Regions from separate parts of the Mus musculus genome. Here region 2 is linked to region 1. Evidence: chromatin loops called from intact Hi-C (ENCODE). Cell type or tissue: left cerebral cortex. All regions are shown on one strand.

Region 1 (5,000 bases):
TCTTCTCTAAGAGTCTAACAAACAAGACTGAATTACACTGAAGAAATTCTCACTTCTAGAGTTTTAACTTATCAATTGTAATCCTGTTCAATATGTCTCAAGAACTACCTTGTGGTCGTATGCACTTTCCTTAGCAACCATTTGAAGAGAAAGAACCCACAAAATCAAATGTGCCACAATCACATATGACAATTACTGTCACAGCAGCTCATAGCCACACCAATGTCTCTTACTCTTTCCTTAAGTTATTCTTTCTGTTAGAACTCCCATGCTTAAATGCATGGTAAACTTTTTCTTTGAATGAGCTCTAAGTCTGCTGCAAATGAGTTCATTTTGAAAATCTTTTCTGTGGCATAAGTCAAGGTCTGCCTTTACATAGTGGATGTCCCTAAAAGACAAGGAAAGTCATCAGGACGTTGCCCTTGGTGGTGTGGAACTGTCTTTACACCCATCGCAGCTGACAGAATGACTTTTAAATCAATGAGGAGAAGGAAAAAATATATGTCAGATTTCCCTACTGATGGGTCTTCCTAGCCAGGCACTACCTTCTGCTGAGACCCAGAGCCAGTGGGGACAACTGGGAAGTGCAAGACCGCAGAAAGGAGAGACTGAAGTTCTTTCTGCAAGAACTCGCCAGAAACACGGGTTCTTTCTCATCTCTCAATGGCTCCGCGTGGAAAACAGTTTACTAAATTCTCTAGGAACAAACTTACCTGCTGTAGCTTCCCATCTGAAGTTTCAGTGTAGAGAGCCGCCCCCTCTAGTGGCTAAAAATCCCCCTGAGACATCACACAATGCTAACCTGCAAATGGATTCAAAGGGCAGAACCATAGAGAGATAGTTAAGGTGTCAAGGGGAGGGTCAGCAAATGGCTCCGCAGATAAAAGTTCTTGTAACACAAGCACTGTGAGTTCCATCCCTAAAAAAAACTTAGAGGTGAGAGAACAGATGCCACAAAGCTGTTTGCCCTGCACACACATGCCATTTCACTCATGCCCCGCCCTTAACACACACACACACACACACACACACATACACACACACACACACACACACACACACACACACACACACGTTACGAGTGATTAAATATTTAGGAGAAATATCAAGAGGAACACTTTGAAAACATTCGAAAATAAGCTGACTTTGCTTAGTCAACATAAAACTGAATGATCCTTCTGATAAGCAAATCTCATTAGTACCTTATTTATGTCAATAAATGGTCAAACTCTCCCCCCTGGCTTGGTTCTGAGGGATATCTGACGAGACTGGCTAGAAAAAGACAAGTTCATTCAACAAGTAGTCCAAGTCGCTTGTGTGGCCAGTGGCAGGCAAAGAGTGAGTCTCTCCAAATGGCAGAAGCTTGTGGTCCAGATGATATCCTTAATGCCACTTTACCTGGCAGCAACTTCATTCCAGTTTTTATTCTGTGGGAAATCAATGTGACTTAGATGCAGACTTTTGCGGGTTCTGGTTTGCCATGCTGTCTGTTGAATACTCTCTGTGAGAATTGTAAAAAAAAAAAAAAAAAAAAAAAAAAAATGACCCCCTTAGAATATGTTTGTGTGTCTGTATATACCATGCATGTGTGTATATATATGTGCCTGTGTGCACATACACAGTTACCTGCCTGTGCATACCACATATTGACTTTAATTTCATCTGGGTTTCTTTATTGGATTGTTTTTTTTCATTTTTCCTTCTAACCCCAATTATGGCCAGGCTGCACAACCATCATCTACCCACCCTCCACTGATGAACAGATCTGCTTGTTGCTAACAACACTAAAACAGAGCTATCATTCAAGAATGGCTACTCTGCAGGACTGCGCTGTCCTAGGGTGCCACTTTCCTGGTTGTCACTCAATGGGGAAGCACCTGCTCTTCTATGTGGCTGTCAAGGGCACGCATCAGAATCCTGCCTCCTCACCCCTTCCTCCCCCACCATCTACAAATTGAGATGTCCAAGTGCCATCCATGTAGTCTGCAGAATTGAGATGCTAACATCACAAAAGAGAACTGCCAAGAAGGCACATGGAGAGATCTGGGCAAGGAACTTCTCAGACCCTGGTTCATATGCATCACCTGCAAAGATTGTTCATATACAGACTCACATAGGAGGTCTGGGCTGGAGCCTGAGGTGCCATGTCTCCAGCAAGTTGTTCAGTGATGCCTAGGCACTTGGTCAAGAGCACACGGAGAGCTCTGCATTGTCCTGCTTTGGGAGGCACTTCTTCCCAGATTCAGCTTAGAGTTCTGAGACCTGGAATCAGACATATTGTAACCCTTATGCCCAAGAGAATTTGCATATCCCACCTATTAAAAGGCTCATTTTCATAAAATTATGGAGAACTGAAAGTGGGAAGTTAACTGTTGGGATTTAAAATTCCAGAATGATTGTAAATGACACTGTCCTGGCTTGTACTATTTTTTAGCACCCAGCTAAGTTTATTTTAGTGGTCTCTACTTTCTAAACCTCATTTTATGAACACAGTTTATTGTTAAGGAGATTCATGGTTTAAGCAAGACAGAGCTAGCAATGTAGGGCAGATGGCAGAAGGAACATCGCCACAAAACTTGCCACTTGAGTGTGAGGGAGGAAAGCCGCAGCCGGGAGGAAGGCTTTGTCCCCTTTGCTAATGAGTGTCCTCATTGCCCTGGTAGTCTGAATAGTTAATTATTTGCAGTTCCTGCAGTTGCCAGATGGTGGGGACAGAGCTGAAGGCTACGCTCTGGAGAACTGAGGCTGTAGATGAATGTTTGGAGGCAAAGCCCTCATTTTAATGTGTTTTCCCACACAGAGGCTTAGAAAACATGTCCGCTGCAAGCTGCTATCACTTTGTCATCTGATATTTCTTCCCGCAGTTCTTAGGTTATGATAACAGGCACACATGTAATCCTCGTGGATGGCCATGATCCGCCAGGTGGGAAACAGAGGCTCAAGCAGATTCAAGTCACCCTGTTTTGTTTATATTTTAAGAAATCCTGTTAGACCATAAACACACTCTTAAATAGTTTCAATTTTAATTAAGTGAGACACATTAATATTAAGGGTCTCCCTTTATTTTAGAGAAACCCATGCTGTTTCTTAACTGCTTGTTAGAACGCTTAGTGTTCCTTTAACTATGCATATTAGAGTCCAAGTATTATAGTTGCCTAGTTAGGAGGATAAAGAGTTTAAGACCATGGGCCTGAGGGATGCCTCAGTGGTTATGAATGTTGGATGCTCTTACAGAGGACCTGGGTTCAATTCTCAGCAACCACATGGCAGCTTACAACTGTCTGCAATTTAAGTTCTGGGGGACCCTACGTCTTCTGACTTCCAAGATCACCAGACATACATGTGGTACACAAACCTGCGTGCACGCAAAACACCATACACACAAATAAGTACATAAACAAGATAGCCAGCCTGGGATATATAGTGATAATCTGTCTCAATAACAGTAAGTAAATAACATTAGAAATTAATTATGCTGGAATAATTTAAATAGGATAAAGGGCTAAAAGCTCAAAGATTTGTACCCAAACTTAGTTCAAAACCCAACAGCATATGTCAAATGCTATTAAATCCAATGTATATGATTATAATTCCATTAATGAGGAGTTAATTTTAGAGGGTATTATTAATGTGTTACAAGATACTTAAACACTTGTTTTTCTTCTCAATCATTATCATCACAGAGAGAAATATTTTAACAATTTACCTTCTGGTTTCTCTAAAGTTAAGTCAGAGGAGAGTTCCCGAAGGAAGTCAGCATACTGGGAAGATGGCATTGTTTTTGAGTGTCTAGTTATTCTTATTTACTTGAGATCATGGGATTACTATAAAAGAAACAACTCATAATTCAGCTAAGGTCACCTTTAAGTTCAAAAGTATTTTCAAGTCCATGGTAATTTAAAAACAAAACATGTAGAATTGTTTTCCTATTTTAGCATAATAATGTGATTGTTATTTTGAAATTGCATGATCCGTGATGAGGTATAAAATTCTGCATCAGTCTCCCTGATCCATGACATCTTAATTTTTTAAGTGTGTCCATAAAATGTAGACAACCATAGGAAAGTATATTCAGATGTTTTCAATAGCTTTGAAACAGACAAGAGGAAGAAGAAAGAGAGAGTAGCCTTCCCAAATAAACTTCTATTGCATAGGAAAAAGCCTCCATCATAATAGACATGGCAAGATTTAAACAAAAGACACACATAATAAAAATGTAAATGAGTTTGCTTTACTAAAACTATAACTTTAAAGTCTTTTGTTGTAAGTTATCCTGAAACCTTCTTACAAGGTAATCACTTTGCATAGAGATTTAAGCTGAAGTCTTCAATAGCGTTAACCGCCTGCACAGCCCCTGTGACAGGCATGCAAAGCCACGTTAATGTTCAGAATATGAATTGCCTCTGGGTGGCTCCCCCACCCAGCAGAAAACCAACTGTGTGCATATCCGCGCGCCTGATGGACTCCATGCGGCTCCCAGCCTGCACACATCACCCCTTGACATGTGAGGGGCTCCTCACCACACTGGCGGCACTGACGCCGAGAAATGCCACAAAGGCAACAAGCCCCCCTCCTTAGTCCTATACTTTGCCACCCCCTGGCGCTGCCCATCCATGGTCTCCCCAGCCTGCCTAGTTACAGGGGACAGCGCTCCAGACACTCAGAAGTGTGGGTGGAGGGGCCCCAGCTGCCTCCCCGGACACAGCCTCCATAATGAATTGACCTGAATGAGGAGGGCACAAGAACAGTATGATATGCATTATTCCTGTCAATAAAATGTCCCCATGTGCTGGGGTCTTTATACAGAATGTACTGTGGCCTTTCTTCCAGCCAGTTCTATTTATCCCCCTTCCTTTTTCCTATTCATATTATGTGTGTAATAGAATTCAGAAAATTATATGATCGTGCCTCTGTATCTGCATTGTCCTAGAGTTGCGTATTTAAATCCTTGGCTCCCTGCTTAGAAATATGGAATTCCCTGTTTTTTTCAGGACTCTTTT
Region 2 (5,000 bases), 380 kb before region 1:
CCAGAGATTTCTGCAGTCAAGAATTCCAGTGTCTCAAACATCGTGTTCAGTCTTCTGGATTAATTGGATAGAGCACCGTGTAATACAATTCCTTTGACACTGCTGCAGAAATACCTGAGGGAGTTCCCCAGAAGAATTGTTGCCTGCAGAGGCAAAGCCCAGCCACAGGCTCAGAGTCTGCACTCAGCAATCTCCATCCTGGCTCTCAGGCTCTGTCCAGCAGAGCAAACCCCATCCATTTTCACAGTGCATGCAGCTCACCTTGGAGGATGTTATCATCTGAAACATTACCCAATCCACCAAAATAATCACCATGTCTGTCTTCACTTGCAATTGCTCTAAAGAAAAAGAGCTATCTTGAAGTCATCCTCAGATTTGTGTGGAAGGGGCATGGCAAATGGGAAAGGTGAGAACAAGTGCCTTTCAGGAAGTTTCCATTAAAATGACAGAAAGATGCTGGTCTTGGCAGAGCATGCTTGTAATTCCAGCATTGGGTTGGGTGAAGGGTAAGGGTAAGGCAGGAACACAGTGAGACTGAGGCCAGCTTGAATTACATGGTGAGACCCTGTCTCATTCCCAATAAACAGGACTAGTGAAATGGGTGAGAATGCCTGCTGCACAAGTATGAGGACCTAAGTTCAAACCCTCACCATGCATAAAACTGCAGGTGTAGCTGTATACACCCGTAACCTCAGCCCTGTGGGAGGTGGAGCAAGAAGGTCACTGGGACTAGTTGGCTGTCAGCCTAGTCCAGGCTCACTGGGAGACCCTGTCTCACAGGATTAAGGTGCAGAGTGATAGAAGTAGAAACTTGAATTCTTCTCTGGCCTCTGCACATGAACGTATGTTTGCCCACATGTATGTGCACATACATTACACACATACCATATACACTCACTCATATGTAAATCAGGAAAATTTTCAGAAAGTATAAAAATTATTTTAAAAGTGTGTAGTTAGCATAAATGTTCCCAGCAACTACTTCTGAGGTTCTAAAGAAACTATTAGAAGACATATTCTGGCCATGTCTGGTCAGGGAAACACAGAGCTAAGGGGAAATGTTTGTAAGAAGTGGTGTGGGTGAGGTCTAGGTGAGGGGAAATAGGTTCTGGGTTCAACGTAGACTTATTGCCTTCTTGGAATCTGCTGGTGTGGTGGTCAGTAGTCAAGGATCAGTAAAACAAACAGGATTTCCTATTTTAAAAATCTGGTGATTAGATGTCTGGAATTAGATGCTCGTGAACCACTGGGAAAGCTGGAGGCTAATGCTCTTATCTCAGCTCCCAGCAAACAGGACAGAACTCGCTGATATCGATGCTCACTGCAGCTTCAAGTTCAAAGTCACCACTGTGGCTGAGAGCAGTTGCCACTGTTTCTCCAGGTCTTGGGGCGAGCGGGGGAGGGGGGAGGAGGAGAGGGGAGAAATACAGAGCAAGTTGAGTTCTCTGACTTTCCCTACAACAGAAATAGCTAAGGATAGCTGGAAGACGACTGCTGTTGTAACCTCTGCCATGTAAAGAGAGTGCATGTATGTGCGCATGTGCACTCATGCGTATGTATGTATGTATGTATGTTTGTGTGTGTGTGTGTGTGTCTGTGTGTGTGTCTGTGTGTGTGTGTGTGTGTATTCATGCCTTGGATTCCGAATCTTAGGTGGATGGCTCTTGGGAGACAATCTTAGCTCTTTCAAGGTATCAAATAGAGATTGAATGAGTCAATGAAGAGCGCCAGTCACAAGAGGCCAAGAAAAATATATTTGCTCCATCCCTACAAGTGTGGGAGTTACTGATACTGGGCTGTACCTGGAAAGGGTGATTTTGAGACTAGTAAATGTCTGTTAAGGTGATGACCATTACCTTCGCATCCTGCTTGCCTTGTGTCAGGATCCAAGAGAGGAAAGACTCTAAGCAAAGCTGAGAGATCCATTTCATGAAAGCCCAGGTCCCTAGCCTTGGTACTGGTCTCACTAGTGATGTGTACATGAATGTTCTATCCCTAGAACACTCCGAAGACTTCAGACAAGGAGGGAGGACCTTCTGGAAAGGGCAGCATAGTCAGTGTCTGGGGTAGCCAATGATGGATCTGGTGGGAGGAGAACCTAAAAGGAGGAACACGTGATTTGGAAAGCGAGCATGACCAGAAGCATTGAAGTTAGGGTGGGATTTCTTGTCCAGGTCCTCTGATCCACACAGGCCCAATAGAAAGGACCCTGTGTGGCAATGCTGGGGCCTGGCTTGCGGATACGGACATGTGGCTGGCTGATCCACTAAACCTGAGGTTTCAAGAGCAACAGGAATGTACTGAGGTTCCAATATGTGTCCCCCAAACTCAGGTTGAAATTTAATCTCTACATAGTAGTGTTAATCCTGAAACCTTTAGTTCAGGAGGACTCTGCTTTCCGACTGACTAATTGGATTGTGTGCTTATAGAAGGAGCCTATTTGTTTCCCTTCCACCCTACAGACACAGGAAGAAAGCAAAAGAGGTTCCATCTTTGAAGGAGAGGAAAGCCCTCAGCAGTCACTCACTGCAGCTGCCAGTGTGTTGACCTTGGACTTTTCTCTCCAGAACTGTGATAAATCAAGCTTTATTCTTTATAAGTTGTCTGTTCAAGCTGTCTTGTTTTGTCAGCAGGAAGAGACTAAGTCCTTTAATAGAGTGTGGTGTAGAATCATGAAAACACCAAACACTGCTGGGTGTGGTGCCTCCTATCTTTAAGTCTGGCATTCTAAAGACAGAGGCAGGAGGATCTCTGAGTTCACAGCCAGCCTGATTTACAAGAAAAGTTCTAGATCAACCAGGGCTACACAGTGGGACCCTGCCTAAAAACATTGTGTGTGTGTGTGTCTGTTTGTGTGTGTGTGTGTGTGTGTGTGTGTGTGTGTGTGTGATAGAGAGAGAAAAGAAAAAACAGAGAGGGAGGGAGGAAAGGAGTGAGGAAGAGAGGAAGGGAGAGGGAGGGAGCAAGAGATGGAGAGGGAGAGGGAGAAAGAGAGAGAATGAATCATTTCTAAATATCTGCTCTGTGGTAGCTTGGAGAAAGTGGCTACATATTTTTAGACTATATCCACACAAAGCTACATAAAGAAACATTCTTTTAAAAACTCCAGGCACCTAGGAAGAAATGTGCCATTCCCACAGAACTTCCTTACTTATTTGCTCCACAAGACTACCTACCACAAAAGCCTTCAATTATAGCAGCCATGTTAACAATGTTGCTGAAATATGGATTTTCTTCACCCTGAAGTCATTAGAAATACATTAGAAAAAGAAAAGGAAATTTTCCAGGAAAAAAAAATTCAAGCATTAATTTCTTAAGAGACTTCCAAGGAGGGATCCTGTGTGCTGTGCTAGCCTTAGGTGGTCCGTGTTCCCTCTTTCTCAATGCCTTCCACAGAGCCAATGCAGGCAGGGCAAGGGGAAACAGGTAATTTCTCTTTAGATGTTAAGCGGGGGCTTTTGTGTGTGTGTGTCTCTTAGGCTGTCTGCTGGTTTGTTCTATTTTGATTTTTGTATTTTGTTTTCCCAATTGCAACCTGCATGCACATTTTTGGAATGATTTTGCAACTGAGTCTGAAGGAAATAGAAATAGATATACAACATGGATCAAAACACAGGATTTTTTTTTTCTCTTGAGGAATAACTAAAGGGCTACTATTCTTAGTATCTAGGAAATTCTTTCAGCATGCAGCTCAAGTCTTACTGTTTTATATCAAAAACTTTTAACATTTGGTTTCTATGTATGCATATCATAAACTTCTTGCTGCCCAGAATTTTGAATGCCGCTTTGATTTTTAGTAAGTTCCATTTTCTTTCTTTCTTCCTTTCTTTCTTTCTTTCTTTCTTTCTTTCTTTCTTTCTTTCTTTCTTTCTTTCTTTCTCTCTCTCTCTCTCTCTCTCTCTCTCTCTCTCTCTCTCTCTCTCTTTCTTTCTTTCTTTCTTTCTTTCTTTTTTTTCCAAAAGAAAAACATGTAAATCTATTACTTATTCAGGTTTGAATCAGGTCCTTGCCTGGGCAAGCAGTCTACCATGGAGCAAGTTCTCACCTCTTGATTTGTTTTTGTTGTTTTGTGATAGGGTCTTGATAAGTAACACTGGCTGCCCATAGACTTGTGGTTCTATTGCCCATCACCCACTCAGGGCTATGATAACAGACATGCACCACCATGTCCAGCCTCTAGACTTCTTTTCCAGAAGAGTACAGGCAGGTAAATGAGAAACATATTCTCTGTGTATGGCATTTATATTACTAATGGGTGTGTTGATTAGTTTCAAGGGGCTGTTTTCTTTTGTTAGCTCGACACAACAAGAATCACCTGAGAAAGGGGAACCTCAGTTGAAAATAAATGCCGCCATCAGGCCTATCTTTGTGGCACGTTGTTAATTAATGATTGGTGGAAGAAAGTCCAACTCACTTTGGGTCGCACTATGCCTAGGTGGGTGGGCCTAAAGTGTCTAAGAAAAGTATCTGTACAAGCCAGGGGAAGCGAGCCAGTAAGCAGTGTTCACTGTGGGTTCTGCATCAAGCGCCCACCTTGAGTTTTTGCCTTGGTTTTCCCCTTAGTGATAAACTGTAACCAGTGAACCGAATAAATCCGTTCCTTCTCAAAGCTGCTGATCATCCCGGTCTTTATCACAGCCACAGATGAACAAACTGGGAGAGTGGAAAAGACTATGCTTGTAGGAAAAGCTGTGGTTATAAGATGTTGTTACGAATGGACCGGATTCTGGTGCAGGAAGAGCAGAATGCAAGCTGAAGTGCTGGAAGCTTTGTGAAGTCAAGCAAACAATGGCATTGATACAGGCAAGCAGTGTGGTGGCAACAATGGCCATAAAGTCTCCCCCAGCCAATTTTCTGTGAAGTTCACATGCATCAGTGGAATGTTAGTGGGGGAGCTTATTTTTCCAATAGAAACTATATTGAATATATAAATCAAACTGGTTTTAGTGGTTGTTTATGCGATGGACCCCCAGGTGGGGCAGTTTCTGGATGGTCATTCC

Evidence for each region. Hi-C counts contacts between places; a loop is a spot of excess contacts. Peaks named below come from ENCODE experiments on the same cell type or tissue, not always from the same donor. Only the 100,000 strongest peaks of a DNase experiment are listed, where the experiment ranks them.
Region 2: it touches region 1 in a loop (2.9-fold over the local background); 19 of 42 quality-filtered maps call a loop at or near these places.

Annotation. Positions count from the first base shown.
Region 1 is chr2:19,517,675-19,522,674 of GRCm38, reverse strand. 4921504E06Rik (RIKEN cDNA 4921504E06 gene) reads left to right here. Exons shown (of 17, transcript NM_027600.4): 6 at 4,992-5,000. Among named protein-coding and RNA genes, the nearest start is that of 4921504E06Rik, 34 kb to the left of the region's middle. In left cerebral cortex, CTCF peaks have their summits at 769 (motif pointing left) and 2,702; DNase peaks (open chromatin) are centred at 762 and 2,708.
Region 2 is chr2:19,897,154-19,902,153 of GRCm38, reverse strand. No RefSeq gene overlaps it. Among named protein-coding and RNA genes, the nearest start is that of Gm24670, 210 kb to the right of the region's middle. In left cerebral cortex, no CTCF peak of the experiment used is centred here; a DNase peak (open chromatin) is centred at 3,091.